Linked DNA regions of Homo sapiens: region 1 is linked to region 2. The links are chromatin loops, found by intact Hi-C in ENCODE. Cell type or tissue: ovary. All regions are shown on one strand. Links, peaks and the distances in the headings refer to the core of each region. The heading gives the core; the rest is flanking DNA. Region 1 overlaps RYR3 (ryanodine receptor 3). Region 2 overlaps RYR3 (ryanodine receptor 3).

The links. A loop is a pair of places that touch in the nucleus more often than their neighbours do. Peaks named below come from ENCODE experiments on the same cell type or tissue, not always from the same donor. Only the 100,000 strongest peaks of a DNase experiment are listed, where the experiment ranks them.
Region 1: it touches region 2 in a loop (5-fold over the local background); 1 of 110 quality-filtered maps calls a loop at or near these places.

Annotation. Positions count from the first base shown.
Region 1 is chr15:33,573,071-33,588,680 of GRCh38, reverse strand. RYR3 (ryanodine receptor 3) reads right to left here. Exons shown (of 104, transcript NM_001036.6): 13 at 8,537-8,705; 14 at 7,038-7,173; 15 at 4,191-4,286; 16 at 2,565-2,683. Among named protein-coding and RNA genes, the nearest start is that of RYR3, 270 kb to the right of the region's middle. In ovary, for the core only: no CTCF peak of the experiment used is centred there; a DNase peak (open chromatin) is centred at 7,420; H3K27ac peaks cover 2,160 bases.
Region 2 is chr15:33,638,056-33,653,665 of GRCh38, reverse strand. RYR3 (ryanodine receptor 3) reads right to left here. Exons shown (of 104, transcript NM_001036.6): 28 at 9,147-9,355; 29 at 7,140-7,315; 30 at 6,206-6,242; 31 at 4,431-4,594; 32 at 783-948. Among named protein-coding and RNA genes, the nearest start is that of CHRM5, 320 kb to the left of the region's middle. In ovary, for the core only: no CTCF peak of the experiment used is centred there; no DNase peak of the experiment used is centred there.

The sequences.
Region 1 (15,610 bases), core at 4,721-9,720, 63 kb after region 2:
TGGGAGCTAAATAATGTGGAGATGCGGACATAGAGAGTGGAGTGATAGGTGTTGGCAACTTGGAAGTGTGGGAGGGGGTAAATGATGAGAAATTGCTTAATGAGTACAATGTACATTATTTGGGTTGGGGTTACAATAAAAACCCAGACATCAGCACTACACAATATATCCAGGTAACAAAATTGCACTTGTACCCCTTATTTTTTTATAAATAAAAAAAGCAAAGGAAATGCTTTCTAGGGTGAATTTTTCACTGCAAAAGTTTTGTATTTAGATAATTATAAAACTAAAATCACAAAATTAAATATATTCTCACAGAGCATTTGGATTCTAAAGAACATGTTCACAGGCTGCAGCTTGAGAAACACTGGAAAGAATATTCAACTTCTGCTCCTAGTCTGTCATTAATTAGCTGTGTGGCTCCTGGGAAACTGCTTAACGTCTAAGGACCCAGGCTCCGGCCTTCTTTCTGCCACTGTCATGTACAAATAATAATGATGCTATGTCATAAGGTCGTAATGAGAACTGAATAAGATACACATGAACACTGACAGCAATAACTGGCATTTGTTAAGTGCAAAATAAATGCTGGTTATCATTACTGTTGTTGCTCTTGTGGGAAGACTTCTGAGGTCCCTTGTGGCTTTAAAATTCTGCATATTTTGAGTCATTGTCTTCACCGAAAACTAAGTGGATTAGTCAGAGACTCCTGAAATTCTAGGACTGGAGACAACAATGCAGCCTGGAGAGAAAAACATGACCTTGGCATTTTCCAAGCAAAGATGAAGTGTTGCAATGGAAGTCTGGCCTCCACTCAGCACATTCTTTGCAAAATGACCACAAATACATTAGTGATGGTTTGAACCTGTTTTTTCTCTTTGAAAATGAAAGCTATCCAATGGAATAGTACCTAAGGAAGGATCTGAATTCATGACAAACCTTTACCCAAAAATCTATCCAAAGATGGAAAAGGAACGTCTTTGAAAAGACTCTTATGTACCAAGATCACATTGCTTCAACTTTTACATTACCAGAATTTCTCTAACAATGTCTTGGTTCTAGAAGATTAAAGGCTACTCTGATAACATATCAGATCAGGCATTGATTTCTAGCAAAATACTTCAGCTTGGTGGGCCTCAGTTTTCTCAACTGTGGAATGGGTAGAATAGTAATCAACTTGCCACCAAGTGACATGCATCAAATGCTTTGTGGCTTTTGGCTGAAAGAAGCCACAACAAAGTTGGTTATTTATTAAGTACACTATGTGTTCTAATAATAAAGAAACCTCTGGGGCAATGAGACGAGAGCAGCTTTCCTGTCAAAAGGCTTCTCTGACATTTGCACATAGCCCGTGGCTCCTAGCACGTGTTGCTCAGGTGCCTATTGATTATTCTCATTACACTTCGCAGACAGGAAGGAACATGTTGGAACGCAGAGAATCTGGACTGAAGCGGAAGCTTCATGTTTGCCTTTGATTTGCTGCATTTGGAAAAGCGATTTCAGATCCCATGTATTTCTTTTTATTATTTGTCAAACAATTTCCCACATGCTAAGGACCATGGCTTTCTGCTGCCCACGGCTGATGCATGTCATACAGTCTATGCTGCCGAGTCTCAATCTCCCGGACACACTGAGCTGTCTCAAATACGCAGTCCCCCCAGATGATGACAAGCAGAGACTGCCAGTGACGAAGCCTGCTTCTCCCCACTCTGTAGAAGCACAGCTGCAGTCCCACATGTCCCATCATGCCATCTGCTCTGAAATACACCTCCTGAGCCGTTGAATATCGCGTCTGGCCACTAATTAGCACGATAGTCCCCGTGTGTGCAGATGTTGAAGGGTCAGGAAAAAAAACTCCCCATATTTTAGTAGACTTTCCCCACAGATCACTGTGTTTTAGAGATATAACTTCATAAAAATAGAGATGTTAGAACTATAAGAGATCTCAAAAAAATGATATAGCATTCCACTTAGTGAGATGCCCTTGTCACCATTTTACAGATGACATAACTGAGGCCCCAGCTCATATAGCTGCGTTGTATAAAAGGGAAGGACCAGTGGCTTCAGTTCTGCTTGCACACGCACAGATTCATTTACTTCATTTGGTTTCACTCATAGTAAATCTGATTTTGTTTAATAACAAACCATGTTGCTAAGACTTTCTACACTGTTTTAAATCTGATTTCTTCATACCTTTTCTATACAGCTTGTTATAAGCTGTTTCACTACGAAGTTCCTGGATCCTAGGGTGAAAGCCAGTCCCATACGGTTGGCCATGTGCAGACAGGGCCTACTGAGTGTCCCACAGTGAGCTGGTGTTAAGGGTTAATGATAATGAGCAGCGACTGGGGAGCTGTTGGAAACCCACGGCACCATCCGAAGTCCAGTGTGGCTGCCCAGCTTGGAGAGTGCTTGTATGCGGGGAAAGTCTTTTTTCCAGTTTCCCAAGATTTTTATCAAAGTCAAGAAAGACTAATCAACATGCTCTCAGTAAAACACAATGGTCATGAACATTGGGGAGGGAAACACCAGGCAAAGTCAATCACCGTTCTTTCCACACCTACCTTGTGATTCCGCCCGTGCTTATCCAACAGGGAGATGATCGACTTGATGTGGCCCTCCGCTATCAGATTTAAGGCTTCTGGGCTTTCAGTTAAGATGCAGTGCAAAACTTCCAAGATACCTACATGAATGCCACAAACATCAAATTTGGACATTAAATGCCCTGCAGAAGTGACCACAATTTAGAAACCTGAGTATGAACAGTCCTTCCTGAGGGGACAGGATATCGTCAATTCTTTGAATCTATCAAATCTTTCCAGCCAGAAAAAAAATGCATCATTTCCGGTAGACTTCAGAGCCCCCTGGGGGCCAACCAGTCTGTAATTTACTGGTGATTTTAATTCGGCACAAACCCTATCTCCCGCTTCCTGGACAAAGACATGATCTTTGTGTGTCAAAATACAGAGAAGCAGCTATAAAATAAAATTTTTCATTTGATCAAACCACATAATACTTCATTTAAAAATAGATACAAGAGAAGACGTCCAGTTTACTATAAATTCTAAAGGTCATTCAAGTAATTTGGAAAATATTCTGAGTTTCTCCCAAATAAGAATTTTTCTAGGAACTACCCTAGAAATTATTTTTATTTTAGGTCTACTCATGTATCAAACAAATTGTAAGCTCACACAATAAAGTCTATTTGGCTTTTCCCCCTTTTTTTTGGCACACTGGATAGGTTATATAAGTGAAGGCTTAAGAAAAACTAGTGCCTCTGCAGCCTGGCACATACACGGTAATATCATGATTGAAATTCAAGGGAAGTAGCTGGCTAATAGCTTAATTAGTTTTATTAGGAAAATTTCTTTTGATTCTGTTTTTTTCTCAATGTTTTCATAAGTTAGCCTGAAATGTAATCTAGCCCATGAGACCGAGGCACTGAAGAAAAAAGAGGCTTAGGAAGACGTGTGTAGGTGGATGATCCTTGGGGGAACCTCTCTTGGCCGGTCTGTTAAAGCACCTGTCATTTCTACACTGCGAGAAAAGCATCAAAACCCTTCAGCTTCCCCTTGAGGGGCGTATACCTGCCATGTTTACTCATCTCGGAGGAAGCAAACTGCTAAGCCCTGCAGCATGGTCACTTCCCAATGATGACCACACTCTTGGCTCAGATTCTCCGTAAGTCATGAGGGAGGACTATAGATATGATGTGAAGGGTGAGTCACGGGAGAGAGGGTGAGTGGGGATCATTTTTCCTCTCATCCCTGTCATTCTTCACTCCCGCTTTTAGACCGTAAGAAATAGTTTGGGCACCATTGAAAAGGGTTTAAAAACCCAGAGAATAAGAATATAATGGGAGTTAGAAGGAGACCAGGATCACTGGGTGGGTGAGGTGGGGGTGGGGGGTGATTAATGGACCCGAGGATTAAAAATGAAGGCACGGAATAACAATGAAGGCACAGAGTAAAAAATTTAAAAAGGAAGGATTGTTGAAGTCTGGGTTAGAGTTGTTAAATAAAGTCGTACAGGTGCCAGGAAGCTTGAAGACTATTTCTTTTTAATTTTGAAGTATGATTTGAGGATTGTTTGCAATCCATTGGAAAAGATTCAACTTTGTTTTCTTTTTTTACAGAAAGAAAAAAAAAACCCTTCATCTTTTCTAGTTATAGTTTCCTGTCAATTCTCACCTGAGGAAGATTCTAGTCTGTCCAATTTACTGATGAGCCAATCAAGGTTATTGGAGAATTGAGCGCAATTGTTTCTGTTTCCGCGAATGAGAGCAGCTGCAAACAAGGAGATGTTTGATCATAGAGGTTAAAGGATATAATGATGGGCGTGAGAACTTGGAAAGCTGTCGAATATTTCACTTGCTTAGCAACTAAAAGGAACTGAATGCCAATCTCACCCTATCTAGCCCTTTGACACAATTCTTTCTTTTTTTTTCTTTTTTTAAGTGACAGTCTCACCCAGTCACCCAGGCTGGAGTGTAGTGGCTCATTGCAGCCTCAAACTCCTGGGCTTAAGTGATCCTCTCGCCTCAGCCTCCAGAGTAGCTGAGACTACAGGCATGCACCACCATGCCCAGCTAATTTTTAAGTTTTTTTTGTTTGTTTGTTTGTTTTTTGAGATGGAGTTTTCACTCTTGTTGCCCAGGCTGGAGTACAGTGGTGCAATCTCGGCTCACTGCAACCTCCACCTCCTGGGTTCAAGTGATTCTCCTGCCTCAGCCTCCCAAGTAGCTGGGATTACAGGCATGCACCACCACACCCAGCTAATTTTTGTATTTTTAGTAGAGACAGGGCTTCACCATGTTGGCCAGGCTGGTCTCGAACTCCTGACCTCAAGTGATCCACCTGCCTCAGCCTCCCAAAGTGCTGGGATTACAGGAGCGAGCTACCATGCCTGGCGTAAATATTTTTTATTGAGATGGGGTCTCACTATGTTGCCCAAGCTGGTCTTGAACTCTTGGCGTCAATTGATCCTCCTCACCTCAGCCTCCCAAACTGGTGGGATTACAGGTGTGAACCACCACACCCAACCTCTTTCTATACTTAGAAAAATAAAAATCTAGTATTGACTCACTTTACAAGTATTTCCAGAGAGTCTGCTATGTACCAAACACCGGTCCAGTTGTTCAGACTAGAGCAATGAGAAAGGGAGGGAGATTCCCTGCCTTCATCAAGTAGGCAATGGAGACAATAAATGCATAAGGTAATGAAATTACTTCAGATAGTGATAAGCAAGAATTTAATATTGGCTTGGTTACTGACTTAAGAACTCAACTTCTTGCAATGTTTTCTTAAATTTAGCTACAGATTTATTAATCTTCAGCGCTAAAGGAAGGCATCCCAGTGAACACAGCTGGAAAGGTTGGCTATACACTAATGGATGAATAATAGCAACATGTAACTATAAAATATCTAAAATATATCCCTATTTGACAGTGGTTCTTGAGTCATGGTCCCTGGATCAGCATCACCTAAGAATTTGTTAAAAACTCAAATTCTCAGGCCTCATCCAGCTTTACTGATTTAGAAACTCTGGGGGTGGGCCTCGGCATCTGTATTGTAACCAGCTCTCCAGCTGATCCTGATGTCTGTTCCTACTTGAAAGCCACTGGCAGATGATACTGCAGAGAGAGGGAGAAAATATGCTGTCATTTGAGTTTTACCAATCTACACCAAATAACCTTCTCTCCACAGGGCAAAAAGAGTAGACGCAAATCTGGAACAAGTCCATGTAAATTGATTCGCCCCCAAGTAGCTTGCCCTTCACATGATAGGTTTGAATTGGAATTTCACTGAGGCTGATACATGGCAAATTTAGGATAAAGAAAGGCCTCCTCTAGGGCCTCAGCTTTGCATCTTCAGTCAGTAAAGGACACAATTCAAGTCTGAGCTCCTAACCTCCTTTTCAGATCAGTTGCAGCAAGGAAGTTAAGCATAAGAGTCCTGGAGTTAGACTGCTGGGTCTCAAGCCATAGCTCCATCAGTTACTAGATGTGTAACCTTGGGTTATGAGCATCTATGTACGTCAGTTTCATCATCAGTGAAATGACAGTAATAATAATAACTGACCCTTAAAGTGTTGCTCTGGAGTTCAAAAGCGATATTTCACCGCTCACAAAGAGATCAATAATTGTTAGGTATTATTGTTAAAATCATGCCTACTGGGTCAATACAAAACACTAGAGTTTGAAGACACTTTACAGGGTCATACAGTGGCAATTGATCAGTACTGTGGTAATCCAATCAGCCTCAACCCTAAGCTGGGGAATAGGTCCGGACTGATTTCTCTGGGCTCCATTCTGGCCTAGTGAACTTTCTATGATAGATTTCCTCTCAGTGGGACACACACTTCAGAGCAAAGCCCTAAAGTACTAGCTTATCACAGTGTCTGAGCAACTCCTGGTGGCCGCCTTCTTGCACAGGCTCATACTGTCTTCTCTCTGCCTCCCACCCATAGGCGGGTGGCCTAGGCCTATTGGATGGAACCTGTTGTAGCAGGCATCAGAACTTCACTACACACTCCATATTGTGAGAAGATAAGCTTGTTGCTGGAATATTCTTACTTCCCACCTTTTTCTTTTCACCAAAATGAAATAAATTACAGGCCAAAGCAGTGAGAATCATGACTAACAAGTGGACAAGTGAGAGGGCACAGATTTAAAAGAATAACAATTCTTAAAGTACAGGTGATATCTTTGCAGAAGTTTAAAACTGGAAGACATCATAAATGTGTTCTAGTCTCGTTTCCTCATGAAAGGTAAGGAATAGAGGTTGAGGGAGTGTAGGTGTCTGTCAAACAGTTTCCCAGGTAGTTACAGGGAAACTGATTATCATCTGCTTCCACTGGCTGCTACTAGTTAACAGAATGAACAGCTGGGTTAAAATTGAATGGTTAACAAAAGACTTCTAAGGAATGAGGCAGTCCAAGTATCACAGGGTTAATGGCAAGTTAAAGACAATCTTGGGATTGCACGTGGAAATCCCATGGAAATCATCCCAGGGAGAAGGCACTGTATGTGTACTTACCCAGCAATTTGTAGAGGAGGTTCAGAATTTCTTTCCAGGCCATGCCACTCTCTTCCCTTGCAATCCCTGCAAAGTGTGCTACGCTATTGTAGACATTTAAGCGGTCAATGCAATTTAAGACAAGGGCCAACATTCCCTGAGAAGGAGAGTGGAGGAAAATGTAAACATTGCTGATTAAGAAAGCACAGTCCCTTATGCTCTTTCCCCTCCTGTATCATTCACCTTTTAAAGCTGAAAATGCCAATATGCAAATAGACCTTCATGGTGCCAGTTGGGTTTGTTTTTTTTCCCTCCTAAAAACAAAATATGTATTTTTATGCCTGAGAGACCTAAATAGCATCCATTTGGAGAGTGAGTCAGCAGCCTCCTCTGACGGGTTGCCCCCACGTGCTTAACTCAATCCAAGGACATACTTAGGAAGAGGGAGGGTGAATGAGTTTCACAAAAACCTGCTTTCAGTCTGGTGTGAAGTGGTTCTGACTCACCCAGAAACAGCTCTGGATATAGTACCTATTTTTCTCTTAAATATCAAGTAAGTTCAAGTTCCATTCAGATGCACAAAACAGCCATGCTTGCTTCCTACCTCCCCACCCCCCCGGCCCCCTGCAAAAAAAGGGGATTTAGAGACAATAGCAGTACAAGAGGATCTTCAACCACTTTTCTAGCTAATTTGAAATACTATGCCACCCAGTAAAAATCTGTGCTAGCTGTTCTTAGCGCATGGGAGGGAGATGGTAAATGGAATTTCAGTAGCCTTTAAGTCATAGAGAATGCCCCTGAGGCCAAAGTCTGGTTAGATCAGAAGACTGAGCTGGGATGGTTTACATCCCACACCACTAACTTTGGAAATGCCCAAGGGACAAGCCCTGTGCCCAGGCATGGCAGGCCCAGAAGTACAACCATGGCCTGTTGGCACTAAATCATCACATCTCCGAGTCTGGAAAAGGCTTGTGGCTTGTCTGTGGTCACACACAGCTGGAGATGGAACCAGAATGAGGTCCTGGGTGTCTTAAGCCCCAAGCTGATATTTTCCTCATGGTCAGGCCCCACTCCCAGTGACTCAGATGCTCAATTCTGACATAAGACAGCGTCTTCTGTGTCTTTTAAACCAGCTTCTCAGGTATTCTCAATGTGGTAGAATCCAGGCATCTGCATTTTTCAAACAGGTTTCCCAGGTAATTCTAACGTTTCCCAAAACTTGGGAATCACAGCCAATGTCATGCTCTCACAGCTGAAATTTACTGAAAATGTATATTTGATACACATGTGGCACTGAAGCTTTAAAATGTAATCTGGTTTGAACGTGCCAGCCATTGCTAATGTAACCAGGTTTGGTGGACAGGGAAGGTTGGCTTCCAATTTCCCAGCTTCCAAATCTCTCTTGTCCTCTGGCTCTCTCATAAACACGTGCATGCAGAAAGACAAAGCTAAGTTGTAGTCACAGGGATATTCTAGCTCTGGACACTAAGTGAATTTCAACTTTTCATTTTTCGACTTACCTCTTCCTTGAAAAGATTTTGTCTGTTTTTGAGTGAGCGGAGCTTGTTCTGCTTGTCTTCATGTCGCATCTCCTCCTCTGGGGGCTGGAAGTAGGCGATCAAGTCCTGTAGGGTCTGCAGGACTTCTTCTATAGGCAGGGTGATGGGGGCAGCTGTGCGATTGTTTCCGCTAAAAACCATGAGATTGACATGGTTTAGGCACTGGCCAGCAGCAGGGCCCTGATGAACACCCACTGGGTCCCACTCCTAACAGCCCCCCACGGTGCACCATGAGTTGCTTCCTTGGGCGGCCACTGTACCAGCAGCTACAAAATGAAGTTTCCCAGATATCAGAGCAACAGAAGGAAATATTCACATTCAAGTTTAAAGCTATTTTCATAAACAAAGGGAAGTGACTCCTTTTAGCACATTTATTTTCAAGCAACTTATAACTCATCCTGTTAATATTACTGTAATATTTCAGCACATAGCGTCAATGGGTATTCACTGAATGTCTAACCATGATTTCCCTGTAATCTAAAGAGGTAATTTCAACTGTGATTTTGACAGTGACTCTTCTATCTATAGCAGATGCTTCCCCTTCCATTTACCCCTGGTTGTCTGTCACACATTTTTTTTTAAAATAAAAACATTTAGAAAAAATAAACTTCTTAACCCATGATTCTTTTAAACAATCACACCTTCTTGGCATTGATTAATCCTAAGGTGGAAGGATTTCTATCACTGGGTCTTTGCCTCTATCTCCATGTTAATTTTGTCTCTCCTCTTGCACCCCCCTCCACGTCTCTATGTGTCTTCTGAGATCTCTGCATGTGTTTTTCTCATCACGTTTCTCTGTGTACATGCCTGCTTTCCTTCACTCCATTTGTTGATGGTTCCTTTACTTTCTGTATCTGTGGTCCTTTCATCTGACTTTCCTCACCCTGTGTTCCCTCTCTGAATATCACCCTCCTTTCTCAGTGTCCCCTATCTCTCAAACATCCTTCTTCTCTGCCTTGAGGTCTGTCCCTCTTTGTTTCTTGGTGTTCCCCAACCCCATGTTACCTGCCCTTCCATCTCTCTCTCCCTGTTGTGTTCCTCCTATTCCGCAAGTTTCTCTGTCTCTTTTTCTGTTTTAATCTCTGCCAATTTTTTGTAATTAAACCCCTTCAACACAGAGAGAATACAAAGCACCACAGATAACAAAATGACCCTTCATTTCCCCATCTCCTTGAGGAGTACACCTGGGAGCCTCTCAGAGGGCAAAGGCTATGAAGAGGAAGGGGAAATGGACCTATCTCTTGTGGGTTTGCATCATAAGGCCCTGAGTGATTGAGAATTGGCTCAATGTGCAAGTAACATCACGAGGAGTTTTTTTTTGTTGTTGTTTTTTTTTTTTTATTCTAAGTTCTGGGATACATGTGCAGGATGTGCAGGTTTGTTACACAGACGTGTGCCACGGTGGTTTGCTGCACCTAACAACCCCTGACCTAAGTATTAGGCCCGGCATGCATTAGCTATTTTTCCTGATGCTCTGCCTCCTCCTACCCCCCACCCCTCGACAGGCCATAGTGTGTGTTGTTCCCCTCCCTGTGTCCATGTGTTCTCATTGTTCAGGTCCCACTTATAACTGAGAACATGTGGTGCTTTGTTTTCTGTTCCCGAATTAGTTTGCTGAGGATAATCGCTTCCAGCTCCATCCATGTCCCTGCTAAGGACATGATCTCATTCCTTTTTATGGGTGCATAGTATTCCATGGTGTATATGTTCCACATTTTCTTGATCCAGTCTATCACTGATGGGCATTTGGGTTGATTCTACGTCTTTGCTATTGTGCCTAGAGCTTCAGCGAACATATGTGTACCTGTATCTTTATAACAGAATGATTTATATTCCTTTGGGTATATACCTAGTAATGGGATTGCTGGGTCAAATGGTATTTCTGGCTCTAGGTATTTGAGGAATTGCTACACTGTATTCCATAATGGTTGAACTAATTTACATTCCTACCGATAGTTTAAAAGCATTCCTATTTCTCCACAGCCTCGCCAGCATCTGTTGTTTGACTTTTTAATACTTGCCACTCTGATTAGCATGAGATGGTATGTCATTGTGGTTTTGACTTGCATTTCTCTAGTGATCAGTGATGTTGAGCTTTTCTTCCTATGTTTGTTGGCCACATAAATGTCTTCTTTTGAGAACTGTCTGTTTATATCCTTTGCTCACTTTTTAATGAGTTTTTCTTTTCTTGTAAATTTAAGTTCCTTGTAGATTCTGGATATTAGACTTTTGTCAGATGGAGAGATTGCAAAAATTTTCTCCCATTCTGTAGGTTGTCTGTTCACTCTGATGATAGTTTCTTTGGCTGTGCAGAAGCTCTTTAGTTTAATTGGATCCCATTTGTCAATTTTTGCATTTGTTGCATTTGCTTTTGACATTTTTATAATGATATCTTTGCTTATGCCTATGTCCTGAATGGTATTGCCTACATTTTCTTCTAGGGTTTTTATAGTTTTGGGTCTTACATTGAAGTCTTTAATCCATCTTGAGTTAATTTTTGTATAAGGTGTAAGGAAGGGGTCCAGTTTCAATTTTCTGCACATGGCTCGCCAGTTCTCCCAGCATCATTTATTAAATAGGGAATCACTTCCCCATTGCTTGTTTTTGTCAGGTTTGTCAAAGATCAGATGGTTGTAGATGTGCGGTCTTATTTCTGAGTTCTCTATTCTCTTCTATTGGTCTATGTGTTTGTTTTTGTATCAGTATCATGCTGTTTTGGTTACTGTAGCCTTATAACATAGTTTGAAGTTGGGTAGTGTGATGCCTCTGTCTTTATTCTTTTTGCTCAGGATTGTCTTGGTTATATGGGTTCTTTTCTGGTTCCACATGAATTTTAAAGTAGTTTTTTCTAATTCTGTGAAGAATGTCAATGGTAGTTTAATGGGAATAGCATTGAATCTATTAACTACTTTGGGCAGTATGGCCATTTTCATGATATTGATTCTTCCTATCCATGAGCATGGAGTGTTTTCCATTTGTTTCGGTCATCTCTAATTTCTTTGACGAGTGTTTTTTAAGTTCTCCTTGAAGAAGTCCTTCACTTCCCTTGTTAGCTGTATTCCTAGGTATTTTATTCTCTTTGTAGCAAGTATTAATGGGAATTCATTCATGATTTGGCTCTCCACTTGTTCGCTGTTGGTGTTTAGGAATGCTTGTGATTTTTGCACATTGATTTTGTATCCTGAGACTTTGCTGAAGTTGCTTATCAGCTTAAGAAGCTTTTGGATTGAGATGATGGGGTTTTCTAGATACAGGATCATGTCATCTGCAAACAGAGACAGTTTGACTTCCTCTCTTCCTGTGTGAATACCCTTTATTTCTTTCTCTTGCCTGATTGACCTGGCCTGAACTTCCAACACTACGTTAAACAGGAGCTGTGAGAAAGGACATCCTTGTCTTGTGCTGGTTTTCAAGGGGGAATGCTTCCAGCTTTTGCTCATTCAGTATGATATTGACTGTGGGTTTGTCATAAATGGCTTTTATTATTTTGAGGTATATCCCATCAATACCTAGTTTATTGAGTTTTAACTGTGAAGAAATGTTGAATTTTATCAAAGACCTTTTCTATGTCTATGAAGATAATCATGTGATTTTTGTCTTTAGTTCTGTTTATGTGAAGAATTGTGTTTATTGATTTGCATATGTTGAACCAGCCTTGCATCCCAGGGATGAAGCCAACTTGATCATGCTAGATAAGCTTTTTGATGTGCTGCTGGATTTGGTTTGCCAATATTTTATAGAGATTTTCACATTGATGTTCATCAGGGTTATTGGCCTGAAGTTTTCTCTTTTTGTTCATCTCTGCCAGGTTTTGGTATCAGGATGATTCTGGCCTCATGAAATGAGTTCGGGAGGAGTCTCTCCTTTTCAATTGTTTGAAACAGTTTCAGAAGAAATGGTACCAGCTCCTCTTCGTACCTGGTAGAATTCTGGTAGAATTCAGCTGTTAAGTCCATCCTGTCCTGGGCTTTTCTGGTTGGTAGGCTATTTATTACTGCCTCAATTTCAGAACTCATCATTGGTCTATTCAGGAATTCAATTTCTTCCTGGTTCAGTCTTGGGAGGGTGTATATGTCCAGGAATTTATCCATTCTTTCTCAATTTTCTAGTTTATTTGCATAGAGGTGTTTATCATATTCTCTGATGGTTGTTTGAATTTCTGTGGGGTCAATGCTAATATCCCCTTTATCATTTTTTATTGTGTCTATTTGATTCTTCTCTTTTTCTTCATTAGTCTAGCTAGCAGTCTATTTTATTAATTTTTTTTTTTTAAAACCAGCTCCTGTATTTGTTGATGCTCTGAAGGGCTTTCTGTGTCTCTATCTCCTTTAGTTCTGCCCTGATCTTGGTTATTTCTTGTCTTTTGCTAGCTTTTGGGTTTGTTTGCTCTTGGTTCTCCAGTTCTTTTAGTTGTGATGTTAGGATGTCAATTTGAGATCTTTCTAGCTTTTTGAGGTGGGCATTTAGTGCTATAAACTTCCCTCTTAATACTACTTTAGCTGCATCCCAGAGATTCTGGTACATTGTCTCTTTGTTCTTACTGGTTTCAAAGAACTTCTTGATTTCTGCCTTAATTTCATTATTTACCCAGGAGTCATTCAGGAGCAGGTTGTTCACTTCCCATGTAGTTGTGTGATTTTGAGCGAGTTTCTTGAGTTCTAATTTGATTTTGCTGTGGTCTGAGACTGTTATGATTTCATTTCTTTTGCATTTGCTGAGAAGTGTTTTACTTGCAATTATGTGACTGATTTTAGAGTAAGTGTCATGTGGCACTGAGAAGAATGTATATTCTGTTGTTTTTGCGTGGAGAGTTATGTAGACATTTATCAGGTCCACTTGATCCAGAACTGATACTGAGGTCCTGAATATCTTTGTTAATTTTCTGTCTCAATGATCTAATATTGACAGTGGGGAGTTAAAGTCTCCCACTATTATTGTGTGGGAGTCTAAGTCTCTTTGCAGGTCTCTAAGAACTTGTTTTATAGATCTGGGTGCCCCTGTATTAGGTACACATATATTTAGGATAGTTAGCTCTTCTTGTTGAATTGAACTCTTTATTATTATGTAATGCCCTTCTTTGTCTTTTTTGATCTTAGTTTGTTTAAAGTCTGTCTTGTCAGAAACTAAGATTATAACCCCTGCTTTTTTCCACTTTGCATTTGCTTGGTAAATTTTCCTCGGGCCTTTATTTCAAGCTTATGCATGTCTTTGCATGTGAGATGGGTCTCTTGAATACGGCACATGAATGGGTCTTGACTACTGACCCAGCTTGCCATTCTGTGTCTTTTAATTGGAGCATTTAGCACGGCTTCTTCTTGATGGCCAATTTCTAATGAGCTCTCCTAGGCATTTACAGTATATTTGCTTATTCACCAACTGCTAAATATTAATCTGCATACATGCTAAGGGAAGATTTTCATCGGGGCCCAAAGACTCAAAAAGTTCTGAAAGCAATCAGGCTGTGAGGTGATCATTCCAATTTTGTATTAAAAATGCCAAGTGCATGCAATGGGGAAGGAATAATGGGGGACTGTAAGCTTCTTATAGGCAGGGAGGCACATCAGTGTGTATTCAACTCCTAGCAGTGCCTGGCACATTGTAAGTTCTCAGTTAGTGTTTGCAAATGACTACCTGGGCTATTATTAGACACAAAAATAGTGGGGAAGAGAATGCCATGAGTACATGAGATGAAGGCTCGGCAGTATGAAACTCAATTTGATAGAACTTCCCACTTCTGAATTCAGTGAAGGAATGAATACATTTTCCTCAATATTTTGGTCCAGTTCCAGGGCTTACGTTTTGCTTTTTGTTTTAAAAACACTTTCATTTTACTAGAAACACCGAGGGTGGTCAAGAATAATTCTTTACATGATAGGAAAAGATGACAGCAAGAGGTTTATAGACATTTTTGTAGCTCGCTGAGGCAGCAAATGCACCACACAGGGAGTTGGAAATCTCAGGTCTCAGCCTTGCCACTGCCATTATCAGTGTGATATTTGGGTTGCCACTAAGCCTCTTATGCTTCCATATAGCACCTGGAAAATAGGAAAGGTGCACTCTTTGATTGCCAGGGTACTTCAGGTCTAATTTTCTGTCTGTTGGGTTCTCACTGCTGGACTACTTCATCTTGCCCCTTGAAGAAACATGAATATTATAGTCCTCCACTAGACTAAGGCAGATTCATTCTGTCCTCAAAAAATAAGACATATCACATGCTTGGCATGGGGAACAATGGTGAAAACAGACATTACTTCTGGAAAGCATCATGGCATTCATATTCTACCCTAGAAGAACCTCAGAGAGTAAAGCCCAATGTATAGAGATAAGTCAGAGCCTCAACTCAGAAACAACTACAATTATCACCTATCCCTTCCCACCTTCTTCAACTCCCTATAGCCTGTCCCACTATATTCTTAGGCCTTTGCCAATGAATTCTTTTATTAAATTCAAGTGAGGTCCCAGGTGATTCTGAATATTTATCATAACATAATGATTTATTTGTTGTCTCTCTTCTAAGGTTAAACTTAGAGGACAGCTGACAGTATCTTTTCCTCAGCAGAGTTTTTCAGACTCCTTAATCGATCACACTGTTCATTCTACTGGACAGTTCCCAGCAACTCTACAGAGGATGATGAGATAGCATGATGAAATTTTAACCTCTTCGTCTTCATTTTTCTTTCTTGTTCCTTCCCTATTCCCTTAGCCTTAATGTGCTCCCAGAAGGCCACCCCTCCTCCTGGTTTCCGTGTGCACACAGCATACAAAGTTGGTTTCTCAAAAGAGATGGGAAAGAAGAATCTACTTCAAAATGTTTTTTTCTCCTTCACTTCCTAGCTATCACAAAATCCAAACACTGTAACTTTTGCAGCCCACACCCCCTCAGCATTGATATTTTTTCATTAGTCCTTTTTTTCTAAAATATCCTGTGCCTGGAAGAATCAAGAATTTCCCTCTTGAGGGTGGGACTTAACAGCTGAATAAAGAGCTCAGTAAATCTTTTCTCACACAAAATAATAAAAAAATTGGGCAAAATCA
Region 2 (15,610 bases), core at 6,786-11,785:
TGGAGTCTTGCTTTGTTGCCCAGGCTGGGGTGCAGTGGTGTGATCTCAGCTCACTGCAACCTCTGCCTCCCAGGTTCAAGCGATTCTCCTGCCCCAGCCTCCTGAGTAGCTGGGACTATAGGCGCGGGCCACCACGCTCGGCTAATTTTTTGCATTTTTAATAGAGACAGGTTTCACTATGCTAGCCAGGATGGTCTCAATCTCCTGACCTCATGATCCCCCCGCCTCGGCCTCCCAAAGTGCTGGGATTACAGGCATGAGCCACTGCGCCTGGCCTATAAATGTATTTTTAAAGCATCTTATGAGGTAGTCATAGGGAATGTGGATAACCTTTTTGCAAAAGGGATATTTCCTGGCAAATTAATCCTTTTTATAGGTTTCTATTTTGAGTACAGAAGTTTCTTAAAGTGAGAAGTATTTTTGTTCACCTTTACATCTTGTATCTTGTATAGTGCAGGTAATAGATAAGGCTGCACAAGAAATATTTATGAAATAAATGAATAACATTTACAGCTCAACACCAAGGAAAGGACTTTTCGTCCTCTAGAAAGACAACCAGCATATTGGATCAACCAATAACTATGATTGCCCAGCCTTTTTTTCTCTGCATACAATGAAGTAACTTTGTTGTTGTTTATTTGTTGTCCTAAGTGGCCCATGGCCCACATGGGCTCATCAGCTTGACACACTGTGGCAGGAATGCTGAGTACGGAGAACAAGGAACACAGTGATAAACACCAGGCCTGGGATAGCCCTGTTTCGGCCCCAGAAGCCGCCCTTACCTGGTAGCAGGTGCCCAGTTCCTTTCCATTGGCTGAGAAGGACAACATGCCCATGGCCAGATCCACGAGACAGCCGATCTCCAGGTCCACGTTGCTCCGATTTGATCTCTGGGAACTGGCTACAATGTCTCCACCCCAGACCATGTAGCAGTTGCTGCGTTTCACACTAGGAGCCAAGACAGGAAAAGGCACAGAATCTGGACTGGGGCAGTTTGTAATCAAGACTCAGGAATGAAATGAAAAATGAAAATGGCTACAGAAACTTTCCTAGGAAGCTTTCTGTTCAGCCCCAAATACTTTTTTTTCCTTAAATGAGTTTATTTAGCTTCAATCCAATTTACTCAGACACAAACCACTCAGAGTAAGGATGTGGCAATCTATTCAGGCTACCTCCTTCCAAAAAGCACAATGTTCAGAGAACTGTTTCCAGACTCAATGTCAACACACCTTTGTGAAACAGATCATGGGAACGGCAGTATCCCACCAAAGAGACGGGAAATTGAGGCACGGAGTGAATGACCACCTTCGGCAAACTTATATGGGGATTTGGAATAAGAGGCAGAAAAAAAGTCTGGGTTCAGAGTCCCAGTCTGGTAACCAGGGCAAAAGGCTGTAAAACACTTGAAAACTCGGGCCCACATTCCTTAGGATGGCCGGCCTGGGCTCCCTACAAAGTAGTTTTTCTCTGACACCTTGCTGCTACCTTGACTTATGAGCCCCTGTCCTTCCCCATGCCTTGGAGTTCTGCCTCCCGCACTACTGGCTAACCATCAGCTTAGGTGCCTTGCTTAGCTTTCTGTCTACCAAACCCCAGAATACAAAACTCCATGACAGGTATTTACACTTAAAAGCAAACTATAATAATGAAAAAGTCCTTAAGGCTCCCAAAGCCTGATTCCCCAATTGTAGGATTTCACATCCCAGGTGAGCTGTGGAGATGTGCAGTGGCAGAGGTGATTCTCAGAGCCCCCCACCGTGGGCAAGAGATGGCCGATTCTTTCTTCTTCTAAGCCCACACTGGTGTACGTCAGCTCAGGCACCTGGTCCCTTGAAGTGACATGACATGACTTTTCTCAAGTTAAATAAAAGGGTGATGCTATACCTGATGCAAGAGCAGCCCCTTTAAACATCTTAGGGTCAGTCTGATGTGACTCAGCTTGGCTTCCTGTTGTGGTCCTCAGCATGGAGGGCAAGGCCACATAGGGGCAGGGATAGTACATTTGGCACTGTGGGGTGGGTAGATGCTGGAATAGATCCTGTAAACTCTGAGAGTTGCTTCACCTCTCAGGATGATGTTCTCATTTGAAAAACCAAAGGTTCAATTAGGATTCTCCGAGGTTCCTTCTGCCTCTAGAAGTCTATCACTTTCCCCCTTTGTAAGCATGCATTAATCTCCTGTCCTCTCCTTTGGGACAATGATGGGTCTGCTCGCTTCCTGTGAATGCCCTCAGGCAGGGGCCAGTGCAAATAGCCTCTTTCAAAGAGTTATAGCATTATTAGAGTTCTATAACTGCAGCCATGTTAGTACTACTTTTTAGTGATTAAGGTGCTAACCATACTGATGACTAATACAGAATACAATTAATAATGTATTAAAGCTGTGGGAATGTGAAGTGGCTCGCTTTGGTCATACATTAAAGGGCCCAAATTCAAAATGTCCTAAAGCATCTGTAAACGGATTTTGTATTTATTTCTTATTACATAGGACAAAGAAGTAAGAATTATTGAATGTGTACCATATAGTATGTCTTATCCTAGGTGCTAAAATGTCAGTTAATGTTCACAGTAAGTATGGCCACTGAGGCTCAGATAAATGAAGTAATCAATCTTGTATGGTAGAGCCAGCAAACTGGAATTATAAACTCAAATGAGGTGGACACTTCTGCCTTTTCTTCTGGCTGAAGAACAAAGCCTGGATTGGTCAATTACTTTAGAATACTTTCCTTTCCAATCTAAACCAGATGTTGCTTATAGCATCTATTTTGGCTCTCTCAATGATGGACATTCAATAATGGGAATAATAATTATACAGCTGACCCTTGAAAAACATGGGTTTGAATTGCATAGGTCCATTATATGTGGGTCCACTTATAGGTGAATTTTTTTCAACCACACATAGATTGAAAATACAGTGTTCACAGAGTGCAAAACTCACGTATAGGGAAGGCTGACATTTCCTATACCAGGGTTCAGTGCTGACTGAGGTCATTGAGTATGAGCGGATTTTGGTATAGGTGGAAGATGTTGGGGCCAATCTAGCTCATATACCAAGGGATGACTGTAGCTGATATTTACTGAGTGCCTGAGTTGAGGCACTGTCCTAAAAATTTTTCTATGAATTAACTTATTTAATCTTCACAATACTCTGTGATAGAAACTATTATCCTCATCTTTAGATAAGGAAATCGAGGCCCAGGGAGGTTAAGTGACGGGTCCAATGTCATACCCCTAAGAACCCAGGCAGTTTATTCTAAAGCCAGCACTTATTTTTTTATTTTTATTTTTTTTGAGACAGAGACTTGCTCTGTTGCCAGGATGGAGTGCAGTGGCGCCATCTCGGCTCACTGCAACATTCACCTTCTGGGTTCAAGCGATTCTCCTGCCTCAGCCTCCCGAGTAGCTGGGATTACAGGCACACGCCACCACGCCCAGCTAATTTTTGTATTTTTAGTAGAGACGGGGTTTCACCATGTTGGCCAGGATGGTCTCAATCTCTTGAACTCGTCATCCGCCCGCCTTGGCCTCCCAAAGTGCTGTGATTACAAGCGTGAGCCACCGTGCCCAGCCTAAGCCAGCACTCTTAACCAGCTGCAGGTCCCTCGTGACACAGTGACTGTGACTCACCTCTGGCTACTAGTCTTTGGTGAGCCAACATTCTCTAAAGGACACTGATTGCAAAACGTTCCTGTCTTCGTAGGGAGCAAAGGCCAGCTTGAAAAACAACTTATGACATCGCTACATATGGCTGTATAGGGAAAAGATGCTCCTGTACCTCACGTAGGTGGGGAACAGATGGAAACCACAAGCCATGGTCTCTTCAGTCACCTCTGGAGCACATCTGGCCAACAATCCCTTCTCTGGCAGCAGTGCCAGCAGACCAGTGGGAGGGTATGGGTATGCCTAGAACGCGCTTGCCCTAAAGTTTCCTAATTTCTATTTGGTGGTTATTATTCATGAAGTTTCAATGTCTCTTTTATTCCTTATGCTTTCAACCATTATAAACTCTTGGGAGGAGGAGTTCTGAGTATATCAGTTAGTGTGTGATGTGGTATATCTTTTTATTTCTTCTGAATCAACTTCTCTCAAGCACCCAGAGATTTTCTCTGTCTTGTTCTGATGTTGTAGAAACTGGGACTTGCCCAGAAGTCCTGGAAAAAAACTCTGAGAGAGATCACGTACCCCATTCTCTGTCTATATTTTCCATCTCTGGGTCACGATTTATACACATGATGAAACTCTTCTCTATTTTCACTAGCACTTTTTCTCACTGTCATAGTACCGGTTTGTTTCTTTGAAGTCTGTGCTTCATTTTCTCCTTTTAAGAGAGGCCAAGATGTTTCCTTCTTTGGGTGTGGGGTGGAAGAAAAAGACTGGGGGGAGGGACTGAGAAGCCCGATGGCTAACCCTGCCACTTGGGAGCCCCCTTACCTTTCATGGACCCGGCCTCTTTCATCCCCTAGGGTGACAGTCACTGTGCAGTTTTTATTCAGGTCAAACTTTTCACTGTACAAGTGATAGTCTGGAGTCACCCATCCGACCCAGACACAGGATGGATCCTGTCCAGCAAAGATGCGGATGGCGTAGTAGCACTGCTGTGGAGAGACCGCAGAGGGGAGTCAATGGCCCCCAGCCCCCATCCAGTTGAAGATAGGGGGCCCAAGAGGCAGAAATAACACAGCAGCTCACTTGGCCCCCCCTTTTTTTTCTGGAAAAGTGCACACTAGTAGAGGTAGGCTAGATGCTAGATCTGGAAGGAAGGCTGAATAGGGATTCTGGCTTCCTAATTTTTCCTTTCTATTTTGCTGTAGCATCTGGCAAAGCAAATGCTTAAGCTAATCTACCACCCTTTGCCCAGAAGACACTGGTGCTGAAATCAGGAGATGCTGTGGATGGAAGCAGTGGCAGCTGCTCAGAATGGCAGCACAGAGCCCTAACCCTCTCCTGGGCACCAGGGCAGATCTGAGCTGCAGGAGAGAGCGGGCACAGTCCCTGCCCTCAGAGAAAGAGTGGTCAAGGGTCAGAGCATCCCCGTTACACTTTCTCCTTCTAAAGGGAAGTCTAGTGCTTTTTTCTGGAAAGTCTTGAAAGAGGTTGCTCAAGAAAAAGTTCATCTCATGGCCAAATGTGCTCTGTGTAGCTGTCACACTCAACTACAGTCAGTATTGAGAAGTACAGCAGTTTTTGGCAGGGCTCATACAATCCATGGGGTTATCACTATATTACAACAATAGCTACAGCTCTGAGGCAGGTGACTAGCTCATCATTTTCCTTATGAAACTGAGCAGATTCATTCTTAATTAAGTGGCTCTTATTTGTAGTCTGTCAAATTTTCTTGACTGGAAGAAAAAAGGGTCGGCTAGACAAACCTGGGCTTGAATCTTGACACTGCCAGGTATTCATCATGTGACTTTGGACAAATCATTTGTCCTCTCTGTGCATAATATTGTGCATAATATTATCCATTTCAGGGCTTGCTGATTAATTTTAAATGGAGATTAAATGGGAAGGCAACAATGTGCCGAGCACAGTGTCCCCCACAGACTAAGTGAGTGATTTACTGCAGCAAGAATCTTGTTCCTGATGAGAGTTAACCTACAAATTCAGGATTGTTGGATAACTTTACAGAAGGGTTGACACACATGTCTTCCACAGGCTTTTTTTTTTTTTTTTTTTTTGCCAGATGCTAAAGAAGAATGAGAGATAGAAAGAAAAATCAGGAGTTGCTTTCTGACTACTGTCTAGGGACCAAAAGTAGCTTCCATCTTCTGCGATGGCTTCTTGCTCTTCTTCTCATTTGATTGCTTTTAACATCACTCCTAGCACTGCACAGAGACATGGGGCAGCTGACTCACAAAAGTTTACACAAAAAAGGCAAACCAAAAGATTTAATTGAGCGCCCTCCAACTGATGCTCATTTCAATCAGAAAGGCAGTGTTGGATCCCTGATGGCAAATGGGCAACAAGTATCCAATGATGCCCAGTTAGGAGCTCCAGGTAGAGCTTTTGCTTTGCACTGAATAACTGTCTTTCCCCCACTTGAGAAATGCCACAGATGTGTTCTGGAAGCATCAAGATGGATATTAAAAGACAGAGTAATTGGCAATTAAAGAGGATCTCTAGACGGATCTTTGCTGTAAGGGGCATATTACCAGGCACAACAAAGAATCAAATAATTAAAACCATAATTGAGCACATTTACTTACTGTTGTTGTATGAGAGAGTATTTCTTGCATCTGTTTCCTGGGGGAAAGATAATCCATGTTTTAGTTATTCAGCTGTATTGAGAATCCCACAGTTCCGACAGGCAACTTGATCTACCTTCAATGATCAAGTCAAGTTTAGGAAACTGGCTACTCCCTAAACACAAGTGATTGCAACCAGTCTTGGGACTTATTCATTTGCAAGCTGTTAACACAAGGCAGGGATGTGACTCCCAACTCTTATCCCTCAGCCCAGATGGTAAGTTAGATGGTAAGTTGAGAGTGAGGACGGAAGACCGCAATAATATAAGTAGGGATACCTCTGAATAGGTTATCCTATTCTCACAAGTAGCTGTGCTTGTTTAAAAGCTTGGTAGAAAGCAAAACTCTAGAGGAAACCCCAACAAGACGGCTCCAGGCAGCAGACATACATCAATGATTAAAAATAGACATCAGGGGAAAGAAAGACAGCAAGGGATATGTTACTGATCAGGAAGAAAGAAGTCACATTGCCCATGAATCACACAGCTGCAGAGTTGGACAATGCCCATAGCTATGCAAAGAAGGCAGTATCTGCCTCCAGAAACTTCTAATTGCACACAAAAGCAAAAATAATTGCACCCTCTTATGCACTCACAAAACACAGGAATTGTGGGCAGCAAGGAAGGTAGGGGCTCAGAGTTCAAGAAGAGCAGAAACTTTTCCACCAGATGTGTCTGTTTAGCATGATTGGTGCCTTAATTATGCACTGCACAAACACACACGTGTACTTGCATGTACATGCGTGCACATACATTCTCATTTTCTTTTTTACCTGACTGAAAGCAGAGAGAACCCTATCAGTGGAGTTCCTATGCTGAGTTAGGGTAAAAAGCAGAAAGCCCACTTTACAGGAGATACAATGAGTGCCTCTGAGAACTGGAGGCCTCACCCTCACCTTTTCTGGAAAGCTTCACTGTCCAGACAGGGGCTGTGGCTGAAGGAGGAGTGGCACTCGACAGGCATGCTCAAGCGGCAATAGATCATGTCGGCATTGCTATTCTGTGTGCCAAATGTCTTATGCGTCACCTTGAGACACGGAGGGCTGTCCATGGTGCCATCAATCCTCATGACCTGGAAACAGGACGAGTCCTTACCTTGACATACCAAAGGGCCTGACCTTGACCCAGTCCCTTTTTCCCTCGTGGACATGCACATGGCAAGGCATTCTGTGAACTACAGAAGTAAGTTGTGTCCAGTGATAACCAAACTATGATTCTCATCATTACTTGGGCCTTGTCCCGTAGGAAGAAACAGATCTGCTCCTGGCTAGGGAAATTAGAGATTTAAAAACATGCTCACTGGGTTCTCTGTAAGGCCAAGGGTGGAGAATAAATGCCAGAGGGGGGTGGCATCTGGGAGACACAGCATAGTGTTCACAGAGGCTAACCTTTTAGGTCAGGGGGCAAGTGGCTAAAGAAGATAATCTTTCCAAGGACTATGCTTGTCACTGGGCATGAAAACATCTAAGGGAAGGGGAAAAAGTAATCCCAAAGCTCAGGAAGGATGTCCAGCTCCTGAGGAGGACACCCTCCCCACCCAGCCCAGCTCTCATCTCTGCCACAGTCATGGCCTGAAGGCTGAGGCTCCTGGAGCCTCCTCCTAATACTAGGAAATCAGCAGTTCCTAGGCACAAGCATTGCAGGGGGCAGAGTTAGGGGAGAAAAGGTCAGAAATTGATTTTTGCAATTTGTGTGTGGAGAGGGAAATGGGGGGATACAAGGGAAGTGAACTGAGGCTTACAATAATAATTTTCTTATAATCTGAGCCTCTTCTTTGCTCTCTATAGAACTGTTCTTGTCCTGGGTCCTATAAGAATACTTCAATTCTATTTTTCTAAGTAGAGGGCCTCTAGGGGTTCATGACCTCCAACAGTTTAAGAGTCACTTTTCTAAAGTAACGGTTAGGGAGGAATCAGAGAGAGAAAAGTCTCTACTATTTAACTGAGGAAGAAAGTGGGGCATTAAGGTTGATGCTTGCTGAATTCAGATGGGAGGATGAGTTAAGGAACTTACAGTGAGGTTGAAGCAAACCACTGAATCTAACTTGACTAAAGCTGCAATGGGGCTGATTTGTCTGGCATTTTTTTTAAATCAACACTCTCCCCCTATCCACCATGGAAAAACCATAGTCTGTGAACCAAAACAGAGGCAAGTCTTAGTCCATGTAGGGCCAGAACTAAAGTTAGGCTCCTTACAATCTTTGGCTCCTCTCTGCTCCCCTTAGAAGATGGGGATAGATTAATCAATGATCAGACGTCAGCTTAAAATCCTGGCAACACCATCAAAAAATTGAATAGGTCCTACAAGACATCAAGTCATGAGTGGGTAACAACATACATGTTCAGTATATATAATCTTGAATATAGGTATGGAACTTTTAAATTTTTTTTTAATAAAAAAAATTGTTTCAAGAGACGAGGTCTCTCTCTGTCACCCAGGCTACAGTGCAGTGATGTGATCATAGCTCACTGCAGCCTCGAACTCCCGAGCTCAAGGGATCCTCCCACCTCAGCCTCCCAAGTAGCTGGGATTACACGTGTGAGCCACCACACCCAGCCCGAACTTAAAAAAAGAAAAAAAAACAGAAAAGTTTAAGGTCTCCGAATACTATATTACTATGACAACACAGTATAGGAACATCCAGAGCAAATTCAGTGGCCCAAAATGTTGAGAGTTGATCTGTAAGGTTTTATGTGCAAGGCTGATGCCTCTCGTAAGATGCCACTGAGCTGTCCCAATTAAGATGCCTGCAACTGCAGCTCTGAGGGCCAGAGGGGAGGTGGCTGGTAAGTGGCCAGGGCATAGACTTAGGTAAGCAGCTGCCTGTTGACAGGAGACTTAGGGCAAGCTTAGGGCCTTGGCCCACCTGACCTGCCAGGGCCACACACATTGTGTAACATTACCTCTATGTGTGGATGATCCTTTGGCACGTTGACAAACGTCGGGAGGCGCTTGCTGAACCACATAGCAACATCTCTGTTCATGTTGACAGCAAAAGGCTCAAAGCCCTCTTGGAGACCGCACATGGTATAAAACTTGAAGGTACTGGCATCTGTCCCGAGATTCATGCGGCCGATCTGAGATAGACCCAGACAGCAGATGGGCACGAAGCCTGCAGAAGAGTTAGAGAGACCTGCTTTAGCCCGAAGGCACCATCCCAGGAAACTCCGAGGCAGCTGAATCTTTGCTTCCTTAAGGGCTTTGACTCCCAGTAGGAAAGATGTGACACAACCCGTTCTTTCTTTCTTTCTTCCTGGCACATAAAATCAACAACAGGAGGCCACATGGAGACCACCACTGCCCATGGTACATAGGAAAGATAAGAGAGCTTGGTTCAAAATGACTTGGGAAAAACGATGATCCAGTTAAGAATATTCGTAAGATATAAATAAATATCAACTGGAAAGGCAAAACCAGTAAGAGAAAAAGTGAAATTCTTTATCTGTCCCTTAGTTAAAATTGATCTCAGGCCCTGGGAAAATTTAACTACTACCCAAAACAATGCAGTGAGCCTAAAGAATGACTTGGTGAGATTTTCTGCCACAAAAACAAAAAGATGGGTAACTATGTGAGATGATGAATATGTTATCTTGCTGCACTGTAGCAGCCTTTTTACTATCTCTATGTATTTCATAACATCACGTTGTATACCTTAAATATACAAAATAAAATTTATTTAAAATAAAAAAAGGATGACTTGGTGCAAGTTGCCCGACTTTTCTGGACCCAGCATCTTCCCCAGTGACATGAGAGGTCCTTCACGTTTCGAGAGTAGGATTCTAAGAAGTTTTAAATGCTAGCACTATGATTGTGCTTGTTAACAAAATACAATTTACAAACACCCAGTTTCCTAGCCCACTCTCCTCCTCGCCTACTCAGGAAGGCAGAGTTTCAAGCAGGAGCCAGAGAAAGCTCCTCTCTTCCTTCCTACAGCTATCATCTCTCCAAACTCACATCTGTAGCTTGATCGTATTAAAAAACTACCACTCAAAACAGACCAAAGCAGAAGTTCAAATTGTTTGGTGTTCTTGTTTGTGGGCTATTTATAAATCATAATTGTGGACCAACAAATCAGCAACACAGGGAAAGCGCTAATTATGTTGGATTTGGGAGGATGTGAGAGGCAGGCAGGTGGCTGGAGGACCGCTGGAGGCTGCAGAGAGCGCCTGGAAGGGTAGGAGAAGTTCTGAGGCTGCTGGATGAGGCAGGGGCTGGAGTTCCCTACAGAAGAAAGTGGTGTCACTCCCTAGGATAAGAGTGGTCATTTCGGGGGACATTTAAAAGCCAATTTTGGGAGCATTTACATCTAACAGTAAAAACTTTCTTTCACAGACACCAAGGCCAAGATGCACTCTTCCTAGATGGGAGGCTTATATACTATTATCTAAGCCACGAAATTTCTATGTAAATAACAAGTTACATAAGTGAAACGTAAATCTCTTGCAAGCTATGTGGTTGCTTTTAGAAACTATAAACTCACTTAGGATACAGACGTGTTTAATACCGTGTCTAAATGAAAGAGAATGTCAATGCAGTCCTAGCAAAATGGCAGTGATGTTTGTAGAAAAAGCCTCCTCACAGCACTGCCAACTGAGGACAGACTAGGACCCCTACCTCTCAGGACAGTCAACGGACTGGTCCCTTGGACAAGCACCTGTGCATGTAACATCCTGAGCACTACTATGCTTCTGTATTTTTGTGATAGGGGCTGCGATGGATGAAACCATCTCCTTTCTATAGACAGAGATGTTTATAAATAAAGAACCTTTGGAAATCTGATTACAGTGTAGAATAAGAATTGCTTGCCAGTAAAATTCCTAGGCTCCGCATTGGGAAAGACAGTTTTGCTATGTGCCATGACAAGATGTGAAGGAAGAAGAAAGTATCCCAATCCCAAGGAGCTTACAGAAATGGGGACAAGGAATGGAATATAAAAGAGGGAATGTGTTTGCTGCAAATCATACCTAATCTCAAGACAGTATTTTAGTTATTCTACTAAGGGAGGTAACTAGACCAAGAAAACCACCAGTATAGGTTTATCTTGGAGCCATGAACATGAAGATCATGAAATAGTCCAGCCTTGATGTGAGCACAGAGTAGGACAGCTTAAGAAAACCTCTCTATTCCATTCTCCATGAACCTGGATGGTGCAATAAGCGAGCAGCAGGGGTAAAAGCCTCAGTGGGAAGCAGCAACAATGAAGATTTGACCTCAGGACATAAAAATAATGTCCTAGTCACAGACCCAATGACAATGTAAGGGGGAAAAGGTAATAACTGCATAAGACTTCTTTTTTTCTAAGGATGTTGAGCTCCTCTTCATTCCTAAGCACCAGTAGAGAGGACAGCACTTTAATAAGGCTAAAACTAAGAACATGAGGAGTTAATGGACTTGACCACAGTCACGGGAAGGGCAAGTGACAAAAATGGGATGAGATCCTTTATCCTCGAGTCATAGGCCAGCTGCCAGTCAGTGTGTGAGAGGGAGTGAGTCTTCAGGGGATGAATGCCCCAGATTTAAACAGTAATTATGACCAGGGCCAGAGGACTGCATTCACTAGAGAGTAAAGTGTTGTCCCTGTGGGGCAGAAGCCCTCTCTACAGGGAGAGTTGCACACTCCATGGGAAAAGACAGGGTAACAAAAGTCATGGATGCAAGAGCAATGGGAGGCACAGAGTATTGGGGACCTCCGGGAGGCTAAGTGGACGCAGCTGGGCCAGCTCTGGAAAACAGCAGCAGAACAGCTAAATCTAAGGCTTGAGTCAGAAAAGAGAAAATCTGAAAGGACAGAGAGGAAAGATTAATTCTCATTAAGCACCAGCGCTTTCTCTTGGAGAAAACGATTCGATAACTAGATACATTTAATCAGCTCCCTCCACCTGGCTAAGAGGATCTAGCTAGTATCTCCATTTCTAAAACTTCTTTATTTGAGGCATTTAAAAATCTTGTAACTTTATAACTCTTCATGAAAGACAGATAAGGGGGAACAACCATGGAATGATAAACCACAATAGCAAATATTTACCAAATACCTTGTAAATGTCAGGCTTAGTGCTCTACAGATACATCTCATTATTATGCCAATTTTACAGATGAGGAAACTGAGACCTAGAAAGTGGACTGGGGCTCAACATCTGCTACCTGGTAAACTGCAGAGTCAGCATGTGAACAAAGCTGCCTGAGCAGGAGTCCACAGCAAGCAACGGGGACTGAAGCCAGGATGCCTGCTTTCTAATTGTCGTCTAAGCTAACTTGTTTTGAGTTACATTGCTTTTCAAATGATTTTCCAACGTGTCAGGGAGTTCACCTGTTTGTCTCTAGATTAGACAGATGGAGACCCATAACCACAACACGCTCCAGGCCCCGTAGAGGAAAAGGGCTACCTGTACACAGCTCACCACATGGCTCTCTAGAATTCACCTGGATAAAAGGACCTACTGGGCAAGGTCATGTGGCATTACTATCTGTCATAAAGAAGGATTTCCATATTGCACACAGCTTAATGAACCCATAGCCTCAAATGAGATTGGAGAAGAAGAAAATATAATAAGAGGGCAAAGAATACCACCTCCCTACATGCATCCTAATAGATATAATTATGCTGACAACTCTGAAGAGGTTTGAGAAGAAAATTTGCAAAAGGCACAGTCTTCGGCCAAGATGTATACAGAAGTTCTTGTCCCAGGAAGGAAATGGCAAGAATATATGCATTTACATTTTGTACAGGACCCCCAGTTCTGATACACTTGGTATTATAAGGCCTCATACTGGTTTTCTGATTAGGAAGAGGGAGAGCAGGGGGGTAATCTTATAATTCCAGGAGATTGCAAAGAAGTCAGCTCTCTCAAAAATCCAAAGGACAGATCCACTTTCAATCCATTTTAAACTAAAGGAAGACATAAAAGAGAATAGCTACCAGCAAGGGAAAAGCTGACATCTTAGAGAGAGGGAGGTAGATGACCGCTCAGACCATTCCTGGGGTGTTTCTGGGAGTTTCAATCCAGCAGCACATGCTATACCCATTCCTTCCTATTTCCTGGTAAGCCTTTCAAAGACAGAGTTACAGGAGATGACAGGCAGATGGTCACAAGCCTTGTAGAAAACAAAGGAAACAACAGGCCACGCTCCCCTGCCACAGCCGCTTTCTGAAACACAAGACCCATCTGGAGAGAGAATGACAGGGGACCCTGGGTACCAGCGTGTGTGCCTGCAGATGGCAGTGACACTTCCTGCAGATAAGTTTCATTTTGTGCCTATTGAAAAGCTGCCAACAGAAATGAGGGATCTGTTAAACCCGACAGGTCAATGGGCAGGAACAGCCTGGCAGGCTGCTCCTGCAGACACCAAAGCTGTAGCAAGAGGCAGCATGTCCCTCAGGGGAGTGCCTGGCAGAGAGGCAGCACAGGAGACCACACCAAAGCCTCTTCCAGACGTCGCATTCTGAGGTCTAGCAGAATGTTCAGGATTTTATGTTCCTTTCCTTTAAACAGAGGAAAAGAGAAGGCTAATAGCAAAGGGTTTGCCTTGGAGGCTTCTGAGCTCTCAGATACTTCTAGGTGACAACACTGAGAGCTGTGATGGTCCAGTCTAGGGACCAGGGGAGGGAACATTAATTAGAAAATTCTAATGAAGCAGATAAAGGCATATAATCTATGATGCATAAGAGGATGGAAATGACAACTTGTAAGTAAGCCAGAGGTAAAAACAGCCATGAACTACAATATCTGTCCCCACTGCTTCCCCAAAAGGGCAAAAGGCTTCCCATGGCCCAGCTCCCACTGGGGTAATGACTGAAATCAAAGCTGACATGCTGGTGACCAGAAGAACACAAGCACGTCGGGCATTTTGCTTTACGGGGTGGGGGGAGGTAGGCGCTACAATGCATGAAATGTTTTATTTTCAACAGATGCTTTTCTTAACAACTCAAGGCAAGAATTGCTACCTCTTTCCACTTGACACAGAGAGAAGAGAGATGCTATGTGGTTATTCCAGGCCTTGGGGCTACTGTTATCAAAGAATGGCATGTCGACTTCCTTATAACTACCCTTCCACCAACTCACAAGGCATTGCGGAACTGAAAGAGCTTTCCAATTATCTTGTCTCTGTGTTATTAAAGGGCAATATGATACGACAGTATAATGTGCTAACACATTACAGTACAATTCTATTATTAAACAGCATCCTAATAATACTTTGTTATTCTGAAGGTCAAATCACATCCCTGTACACAACAGGCCTATGGGACATCACTTTCATTAAATACAGAGGCTCTCTCAAAGCCGGGTTATGCTCAAATGTCCCTCCCCTCTATAGTATTCCTCTGCTCAAACCCCATAATGGCCCCTCATTTCCTAGAGGGTAAAGTCCAAGGGTGCTTGGCTCAGAGAAGACAATAGTTTCTTGAACGAAAAGGCTGAGTCTCAGTATTTGAGCCTATAATCTGCACCTTATCTACCTTTCCAGCTTCATCATCCATACATTCCACACACAAATCTTCTACCCTTTCCTATAGCTTCCTGGAGCCACAGAACTACTCTTGTTACATCCCCTGTCAGGACTAGCCTTCTCCTTACACATAGACATCTTGTATTCTGTAGTTAACATGCAATTCAAATCCCATTCATATAGACTTTTCATTCTGTATTAGTCACTTGTCATTGATAACTTACTGCTCTGCATTATTATCGTCTTTTTTTACAACTAAAAAATGAGCTCCTTAATACTGCTACTACTCACATTTGCATATGCTTTAGACCACTGCTCTCATACTTCAGTGTGCATGCAAATCACCAGTGTCTCGTCAGAATGCAGATTCTGATTCTGGTCTGGGGTGGGGCTGAGATTCCTCATTGCTAACAAGCAGACCATACTTTGAGTATTAAGGCTTTGGACTTTACAAAGTTCTTGTAACTCTGCACAACATATGAGATTCTCATCTCCTCCTCAGAGTTCAACAGACAAGTAACCTCTTCCAGTTCACACAATAGCAGGGCCTGGAAAAGGCCCTGATTTTTGGACTCTTTCTACCCCAGAGAATGACTTTCTTTGGAGATGTGCCTGAATCTCCTAGGCTGTTTTCCTCCTGGCCTCAGAGGGAGGGGACTGCATGAGGTGGGTGCTTGGAAAGCACCTGGTTGTCCTTGTACACTGCCCTGATGTCCACCCACAGAAATCCTCTCCTTTGCCTCTGAACCAGCACACAGGCCATTCCTTCTTCTGGCAACATCATTCTCACCTGTCTGCAAAAACAGAGTTATTTCTTTAAAATTTTGATTTTAAACCTCTTTGGAAGGCATTAAAATATGACTCCATTTGACTTTAGTCATTTGTCTTTTTAGGAAAATACAACGGACTTGTAAGCTTTATA